Linked DNA regions of Mus musculus: region 2 is linked to region 1. The links are chromatin contacts, found by Hi-C in ENCODE. All regions are on one chromosome and are shown on one strand. Each heading gives the region's core, a stretch centred on a gene start or an enhancer-like site at or near the end of the contact. The rest is flanking DNA. Distances are from core to core; before and after follow the strand shown.

Region 1 (4,198 bases), core at 865-3,364:
TTTGGATTCTACAGTATAGTGAAGACCAGTGGAAACAGCCAACTTTATGGACTGAATACCTACTGGATTTGGACTTTCCATTGGTAGACAGCCATTTTTGTTTTGTTCCTCCAGTGAACCTCAATTAGTTTGATTATAATGGCTCCTGAGAGAAGTTTGAAGGCACACGAGCATAGGGTGGGCAGAAACCAACAAATGCAGAGCTTAGAATGGTCTAGGTGCCAGTTCTGCAGCGTCCAGGGGACACATCAAGAACAGGCAATAAGCCACCACCCCGTTCTTGCATGGCACTTGATCCTCAGCTGTTGGTGCCATTTTGGGAGCTTCTGGGACCGTTAGGAGGGGACTGAGCTAGAGGAAGTGGGTTTCTTTTTTTTTTTTTTTTTTTTTTAAGACACATTCCATATTTTATTTACATTTTAAGACTAACTTTCATCTCAAAATCACATATCCATACACCTATTTCCTTTTTGTTGACTTCACTTAAAACATCTAAGCATGTTTTACTAAACAAAGACTGTAAACAAATTATTATGTCTGTTACATGTAACAAACGGGAACAGCTTTTAACAGAAATTCAAAACCCCAACACCTTTTATTATAAATACAGGTATCAAAACAATCCTGAACCTATGTTTGTACTAATAGTAGTCAGCACCCACACCGCTTCAAGAATTAACACAATTGTTGACTAGTCATTGTATCTGCTACTTTAAACAATTCCAACTGCAGCTCTAAATATGATAAAGCATGCCATTTCTGTTCTTCCTTCTTGAGACTTTACTTTCCAGAAAAACAAATGTTTCCATGGCCACATGACACTCTTTTGTCATGCTTTTGTCTTGAAAGCCTGAACTCCATTTTGAGTACTTCAGGTTCATGTTTAAATGACAGTGCTTTAATAGAAAGAAAAATTGTGCTGCACGTCTCTTGTTACCTGAAAACATAATAGGTGTACATATATTAAATATATTCTTACAACTGTCCAGGTCATGTTTACAAGCTGCAATTCTTTTACTTATTGTGTGGGTGTTGTGCATGGTGATATTTAATCAAGACATTAACATGAGGAGAAGGTTGCTGATTTAAGACAAGTTTGAGATCCACTAAAGTTAGTTGTTGTACGTCTGTCCTTCTGGAGGCTGTGGAAGCTTCATATTTTCTTTGGACATCATAAGACGTCTTAGCTCTTGAAGTATGACTTTAATGCTATAGGAATTTTGCCATTTTGCTAATACTGGTATGCTCCGTGCATCCACCATTCCACTGGAATTATTGATCCCATTCATATTAATTTTTGTTACAAATCTAACTGATGGAGGAGCTTCTGGGTATTTAGATCCACATTCTACTTTCAGGCTATATATTCTGTTTTCATAGTTTGTCCTTGGTGGCCCAATAATCATGCCTGTCCACCTTGTAAGTGTCATGTCTTCATCATCTTCAAGGCCCCAGCTAACAGTACCATCACCTACTCCTTTTTGTCCTTCTTCAAGTTCTTCCAACAAGCGAAAATTACGAGGAACTTTAACTCCTGTGGAGACCGCCATCTTCTCCTGCTACCGGAAGTGGGTTTCTGAGAGGACTTACTTTGCGCTAGAAATGCCACGGAAGCCACCATGCCTTGCCTGCCACGATGGTGCAGCATCTCAAGCCGTGAGCCAGTATCTGTCTTTGTACCCTTTTCTTGTTTCCTGACAGGCGATGGGATAGCAATAAGGGCATCCAACACACCTACCAGCTCACTTCTTCATTTCTCCTTTTGGATGCAGTTTTTAGAATGCAGAAATCCAGAACTCCCTTGCCATCCCTCCTGTGTGCTTGTGCATGTCCAGGCCACCGATCCCCCTGCAACGCAGGCTCCACAAGTGGATCTGCACAGGCAGCCGTGCTGTCAGTGTACTAGCTAGCGGCTCTGCTGGGCTCGGGTACCTCCCTGCCCACACAGCCCATGCTGAAACATGAAACAGAGCCTATGTGGTACTGGGCACCTAAGAGACTCAAGCTACACGGTCAGTGCCAAAGAAGACTTAGGCTAGGGGACAGGACCAGTGTGACCAGTGTGCTCTTTGGTGCACATTTGTTTGCTAACAACAAAGTAGCATGGAATAAAACAGGACCTCAGTTTTGACGTAACCATGGCAGACGAAGGGCCTTCCTTTACAAAATGGCACCACCTAGTGTTGCTTGCTGTACATAGCTTGGACTTGTTTTTATGACTTAGATGAACCCAAAATCATGAATTATCCTGTTCTTTCTTGTTAAGAGCAAATTGCCACACTTATTTTTAGAGGCATAAACTGTCAGCACTAACCCCGAATGTTAGATATTAATTCTATGCTAATGTAATGCTAACTTCAGAGTTCCTGAGGAGCAACCTGACAGAGTTTCTCTAAAGATCACGTTTGCCTTGCTGGTCTTTCCAAGGAATAGGTCCCTGGGCAGCACAGCCCCTGTGAGGCCACCAGCCTGACACTTGCCTTCTCTGAAGGGACAGGGTTTTCTCTGCCTGAGCCCAAGCTACAGAAGATTCAGTCACCTGGCCAACCAAGGCCAACCAAGGCCAACCAAGGCCAACCAAGGCCAACCAAGGCCATGCATGAGCTACAGCAAAGGCACCGCAACACCACTCGGGATGAAGTTCTAGGATACAGCTGTTTAGCTGCCCCATCATACAGGACCAGCTCTGGGGGTGTGCTTCTCAGGGCTTCTGGGAAAGCATGAGTTTAAGGCAAAGAACCAGAGGAAGCAGAGAGATGGCTGGCAGGATGGCACGGAAGAGGGCACTGCAGCTGGGGGTTTACTGTCAACATCTCAGTGCCGTTGGACGCAGTCACTCTTCACAAAGAAAAAAGGAACTCACACATGGATAGACATTATAGGAAGAAGGGACAGGAGCTCGCTCAGTGGTTGAGAGCATTCACTGCCCTCCCAGAGGGCCTGAGTTAGAGACAGTTCTCCATCTAGAGACTAACAGGAGATCCAGCACCCTACTGTTAAAGAATGAACCATGAGCCGGGCGTGGTGGCGCACGCCTTTAATCCCAGCACTCGGGAGGCAGAGGCAGGTGGATTTCTGAGTCCGAGGCCAGCCTGGTCTACAAAGTGAGTTCCAGGACAGCCAGGGCTATACAGAGAAACCCTGTCTCAAAAAACAAAACAAAACAAAAAAGAATGAACCATGAAGGATTATGAGTTATGTACAGTTTTGTACTCAGAACTGTAAAGATTGAAGAAGCAATATAAAATATGTATCCAGACAGGGGGGAAAAAGCCTGCTTCTCCTTTTGAAGAACCATGCAATCACCATCATGCTCTCTTATTCCTCAATTGTTGGAGTTATATTGTAGTGACAGTAGCATTACACTACATCTACTAGTTATTAATACTGGATTATAAGTCAAAATGTCATGGAATTTTATGTTTCTTACCACAGACAAAGAAAACTGTTACCAGCTTTCAAAATTACATTGTCCGATAAAAGAACTCATTGGTAGACCCCATTTGAAAACCGAAATACATTCCAAGTGCATCCACGTTTTCTCTACTCTTAACATCGTTGGAATTGTGGTTTTGAATCACATAACTGAAGTCCGGGGAAACAACATTAGTTAATACTATAATCAGCACGTTTTCTGACATGTAACCACACAGATCATGACATAACAATACTAAGAGGCCATCTGTAGGTACGTACCCTGCCCAGGGAGCTGCATCCGAGCGCTAAAAACTTGATCCACTCTATTTTGTCCTCACATGGATCCAGCTCCAGGATCGTTCTGAGCTTTTCTACTGGCAGGCACAAATTTTTCCACTTCTTCTCAAGATCTGCTAACTCCACATATTGCTTGTGGCTACACTGTTTAGAAAACACAATATGACACACTCAGTGTATGTCGACATCCCAGGAAACCAGAAAGATGCTTCTGAAGACATAACTCACAACAAGTGACCATCATAGAAGGAGAGTTGGGCAGGGACCCAGGCAGGGGAAGGGCATGGCAGGAAGGGCAGCTAGGTGGATCTTAGCATCATTTCAAAAGAGAAGAGGCTACAGGGTGGTTCAGTGGGGAAAGAGCTTGCCACTCAAACACCCACCTAAAAGCTGGGTGTGGTGGCATAGACTTTAGAATCTGGGGTCCAGTTCTTGGGGTTTGCTGGCCCATTGTGCTCTAGGTGTCACCACTCAGTGGCAAGGC
Region 2 (4,198 bases), core at 1,029-3,528, about 69 Mb after region 1:
TCTGGGCCCAGATTATTTTCTTCCTTTCCTTTTTTTTTTTTTTTTTTTTTTGTTTGTTTGTTATGTTTTTCGGTTTGTTTTAGGGGATCAGAGGTTCTTTGTATATAGACCAGGCTGGCCTCAAACTCAGAGATCCACCTGCTTCTGCCTCTGAAGTGCTGGGATCAAAGATGTGTGCCACCACCGCCTGGCTTCTTTCTTTGCTTCTTCTTCTTCTTCTTCTTCTTCTTCTTCTTCTTCTTCTTCTTCTTCTTCTTCTTCTTCTTCTTCTTCTTCTTCTTCTTCTTCTTCTTCCTCCTCTTCTTCTTCTTCTTCTTCTTCTTCTTCTTCTTCTTCTTCTTCTTCTTCTTCTTCTTCTTCTTCTTCTCCTCCTCCTCCTCCTCCTCCTCCTCCTCCTCCTCCTCCTCCTCCTCCTCCTCTTCTTCTTCTTCTTCTTCTTCTTCTTCTTCTTCTTCTTCTTCTTCTTCTTCTTCTTCTCTTCCTCCTCCTCCTTCCCCCTTCTCCTTCCTCTTGACATTTATTACTTAGTGTGTGTGTCTGTGTGTGTGGGGGGCGCACCCGAGTGCCATGGTGCACTCACATAGCTTGTGTTCGAAGAGCAGACAACTTGCAGGAGTTTGTTCTCTACTTCTCAAGGTTCAAGGGCCACACTTAAGAGTGTCAGGCTTGGCAGCCAATGCCTTTACCTGCTGCTGAGCCATCAAACCGCAAGTGCCCCTTTTTGTTTTACATTTATAGAAATGGGTGTTTGGCTTGGGGTTTTGTTTTGTTTGCCTTGAGTTTTTAAGGCCCAGTCTCACTATCAAGCTTTAGTCTTTGATCCTCCGGCTGCAGTTTCACACCTGGCTGCTGGGGTTACAGCTGTGCATCAACAGTTTTACTTTTCTTAGTTGCCAAATAGTTAGTGCCTCTAGGAAGAAACAGAAACCAGCGTGTCTTCTCTGTTTCTCTCTCTCTGGCTTTACCTGATCTGATTTTTTTTTTTTTGTTTTTTTCCGAGTTTGTTTGTCTTGCTCCTTCCAGGACAGGTGGGGCTTTGTCTGAGTGCGGCTCTCGCACACTGATTTTTTTTTATTGAAGTACCATAGAAGGAATGAATGTGATTCTGCTTTACATATGTAAAGAGGCCCCCGAGTCACAGAAATATCCTGCTCACAAACTTCAATCAAAACGGAATACACGCCCAGCATGCCGGTTTGCAGTGTTGACTGTCGTAGATTACCAAAGCGACGGGTATATATGCATGGAACTGGGGGCCCCGCCTTCTATTTTGTGAGCAAGGAATGCCAGGGAGCCAACAGGCTACAGTCTCTGTGTCTGCTAGGAGCTTCCTGTCTTTGGCCTAGGGAAGCTTTTGAGCAGGCTTTCATTTTCTCCTGCCCAGCTGCAGCGACTACTCTGTAAAGGTTTCAGGCTTCCCACCCAAGCCCGAGGAGGCGATCTTAGCGCTGAAGTGGCTTAGAAGCCACTCTGGAGATCCCTCAGCCTTGCCAGGTGCAAATGTCCCGGGAGGAGATAGTGGGCCCGTTTTATGACATTATTAATACTAATACTGTCATTAAATATTTATGAAGTGCTCACGCTCTGATCGACGGTGACCCTCCCACCATTCCCCCATCCTTCCAGTGACAGCGAGGTCTCTGCCCCCCAGAGTCCCACCAGCCCTTTCTCCGGAGTAGCGGTGACAGGTCGCCAGGGAACCCAAGCGTCCCGGGATCCAGGACTCTACGTGCCTCTCCCCGACACCCCGCCCCCCACCAGGGCAGGGCGTCCACCCAAGCGGCCGCCCCTCCTCGAGTGTCCGCGGGGACCGGAGACCAGGGTGCGGCCCGGGGTCTGCGGCCCCAGGTGGGCAGAGCGCGGCCCTCGACTCCCAGAGCTCCAGCCTCCGGGGCCGCAGCCCGCCGCCCCGGCCCCGCGCCTTTTTCTCTCTTTATCATAAATATATAAATTATGCTAATTACGGGCATTGCATATTAACCAAATTCGAAACCTCCCCTGCCCGGCCCCCTCCCCCTCCGTGCAAAGCCCTCCCCGCCCCGGACCCCGCTACTCACCGGAGCCCGAAGCCCAGCCTCCCGCTCCCCGGCTGCCCAGCGGCCACCGGCTAGACACTCATCCCCCAGCCCGGGCCAGGGGGCCGCGGCCGGGGCGGCCGCCCGCAGACAAAGAAGCCGGAGCGGCTCGGCCCGGCTCGCTCGGCCCGGAGCCACTCGGGACCCGCCGCCCCCTGAGCCCCCCGCCGGGGCTGGCAGAGCGGAGCGGCGGTGGGTTGCGGGCCACGCACGGGCCGGGACGCCGGGGGCGGGGGCGGCCAGGTGCAGTCCCCTCCTCGCCCCCTCCTCCCTCCCCCCCTTTCCCTCCTTCTGCTACTTGGATTTTTTTAGCTGCTGCGTCATGAGCATAATTTATGCAAAGCGCTTTGCCGCATGCTGCACCTCCCGCGCCAGCCGCCGGGGGCGGCGGTCAGGAAAAGGAGGGGGGGTCTGGGAAGCTGCGAGCTGCGCGTGGGGGTGGGTAGGAACCCCAGGCCTCGCGGGGACTGGGACCCAGGGCCTGTGGGGCCGCTTGACTCAGCCCCCTTGGAGAGCAGGACTGGAGTCTCGATAGGGGACCCCGTGTCGCCTTCCCTTCAGCCGAGGATTGAGCAGTGACAACCGTGACTCTCTGGTGGTCAACTGCCCTTCTCAACGGCCAACCTCAAGTTCACGTCTGTCCTCTAGGCCGTAAAGGAGAGGGAACTCGGACGTCACTAAGGCTCAGGGTCTCCGGAGCAGCTGTGCACATCCCAGAGGGACCAGGGTCCCGGACGCTCTGCTGAGCTAGCTCGCTTTCCCACCTTCAGGAGGGGCGGGGTCCCACCTGCAGCCTGCGGGCTAGTCAAGCAGCACACGAAGGTGTGAAAAGAAAGGCAAAGTTTGACGCGATGGAGAAAAACAAGCCACTGTTTTGGGGACCGTGATGGTGGGGAGGGTTTGTTATATCTACTGACTTTTGAAGGTAGAGGGAGACTCAGAGGCCGATTAGGGGCCAGGGGAACGAAGGTTTGGGACATAATGGACAAAAGAAGGAAGACCAGGAGAGCGAGAAAGAATGAAGGGAGTCACCAGAGAAGAGCGTTATCAACGCAGCCAAGTGGATTCCCAACAGTGTTTCCCTCTTCGCCCTCACCCCACACCCGTGCTTCCGTGGTCTAGGATGATCTCGGTAGGCCGTGCAGAAGCAGCAATAGGAGAAATGATGAACTGTAGAGCCCTTGCCAGACAGTCCCTTAAACGTCTCCAGTGGAAGCACACACTCAGGAGGAGAGGGGAGCAGCATCGGCTGGGTTTGACCAACAGGTACACTCCAGGCTGCCTGCATCATGCTGGCTACTGGTGCCGCAGAGCTGGGCTGTCCGCTGTTTTCCTGGGGCCATGGAGGAGGCACTGCGGGTGAGACTAACTAAAGGGTCAAGAACCAGAAAGCTTGGGGTTTTATCCCAGCGCGTCCATCCATTTGCGGTCTAGGCAAACGATACAGTTTAGTTTTACAAACAGAGGTAGCCTGAGCCGGGCACCGTCCCACCTGTAGGACCGGCTGCTGGAGAGGCAGCAAACCGAATGAACCTGTGAATTAGGATGCAGCCTGAACAACAAAGTCTCTCTCTCTCTCTCTCTCTCTCTCTCTCTCTCTCTCTCTCACACACACACACACACACACACACACACACACACACCACACAGAGATACATTCCCCCAGACACCCTACACAGCCCCACATATGCTCAGAGACACACCCCACACATTCCCCACGAGCGTACACACACGCAAACACATGCACACCCGCTCATCCTCGAACACACACACATTCACACATATAGGCACACACACAACACATACTGTTAGTGTACTGTCTAAGCTCCACTCCACAGTTATCTGGCAACTGCCAGGTAGGCCTGACCCACTATAAAAGGGGCTGCTTGCCCCCTCCTGCTCTCTTGCTCCTCTCTTGCCCTCTTGCTCCCACTCTCTCCCCATTCCCTTCCTCCCCTCTCCATGTGCTCATAGCCAGCCTCTGCTACACCATCTCCAGTAGGATCTGTGTGATAAGTTCCACACATTGAGGCGATTGACCTCAAGAGGGGGAGGGGAGGCCTCCTGGAATCGGTTGTGGAACTCTTCCCTGGAGCTGTAGTTCTCATGGCAATCTGTCTGTT

Evidence for each region. A loop is a pair of places that touch in the nucleus more often than their neighbours do.
Region 2: a map of T-helper 17 cell shows a loop between it and region 1 (306-fold over the local background). The contact joins the promoter of Pou6f1 here to the enhancer-like site in region 1. A Hi-C loop is called at or near these places in 5 of 37 maps with a recorded cell type or tissue (T-helper 1 cell, T-helper 17 cell, T-helper 2 cell and 1 more).

Annotation. Positions count from the first base shown.
Region 1 is chr15:31,445,268-31,449,465 of GRCm38, forward strand. Ropn1l (ropporin 1-like) reads right to left here. Exons shown (of 5, transcript NM_145852.2): 3 at 3,697-3,858. It also overlaps the pseudogene Gm6361. Among named protein-coding and RNA genes, the nearest start is that of Gm49208, 6.3 kb to the right of the region's middle. Within about 2 kb of position 2,115, at least 1 of the 3 ENCODE cell types and tissues checked has a DNase peak (open chromatin) inside an H3K27ac peak, as active enhancers do.
Region 2 is chr15:100,597,706-100,601,903 of GRCm38, forward strand. It overlaps Pou6f1 (POU domain, class 6, transcription factor 1), which reads right to left and starts at 2,279. Exons shown (of 11, transcript NM_001304965.1): 1 at 2,058-2,279.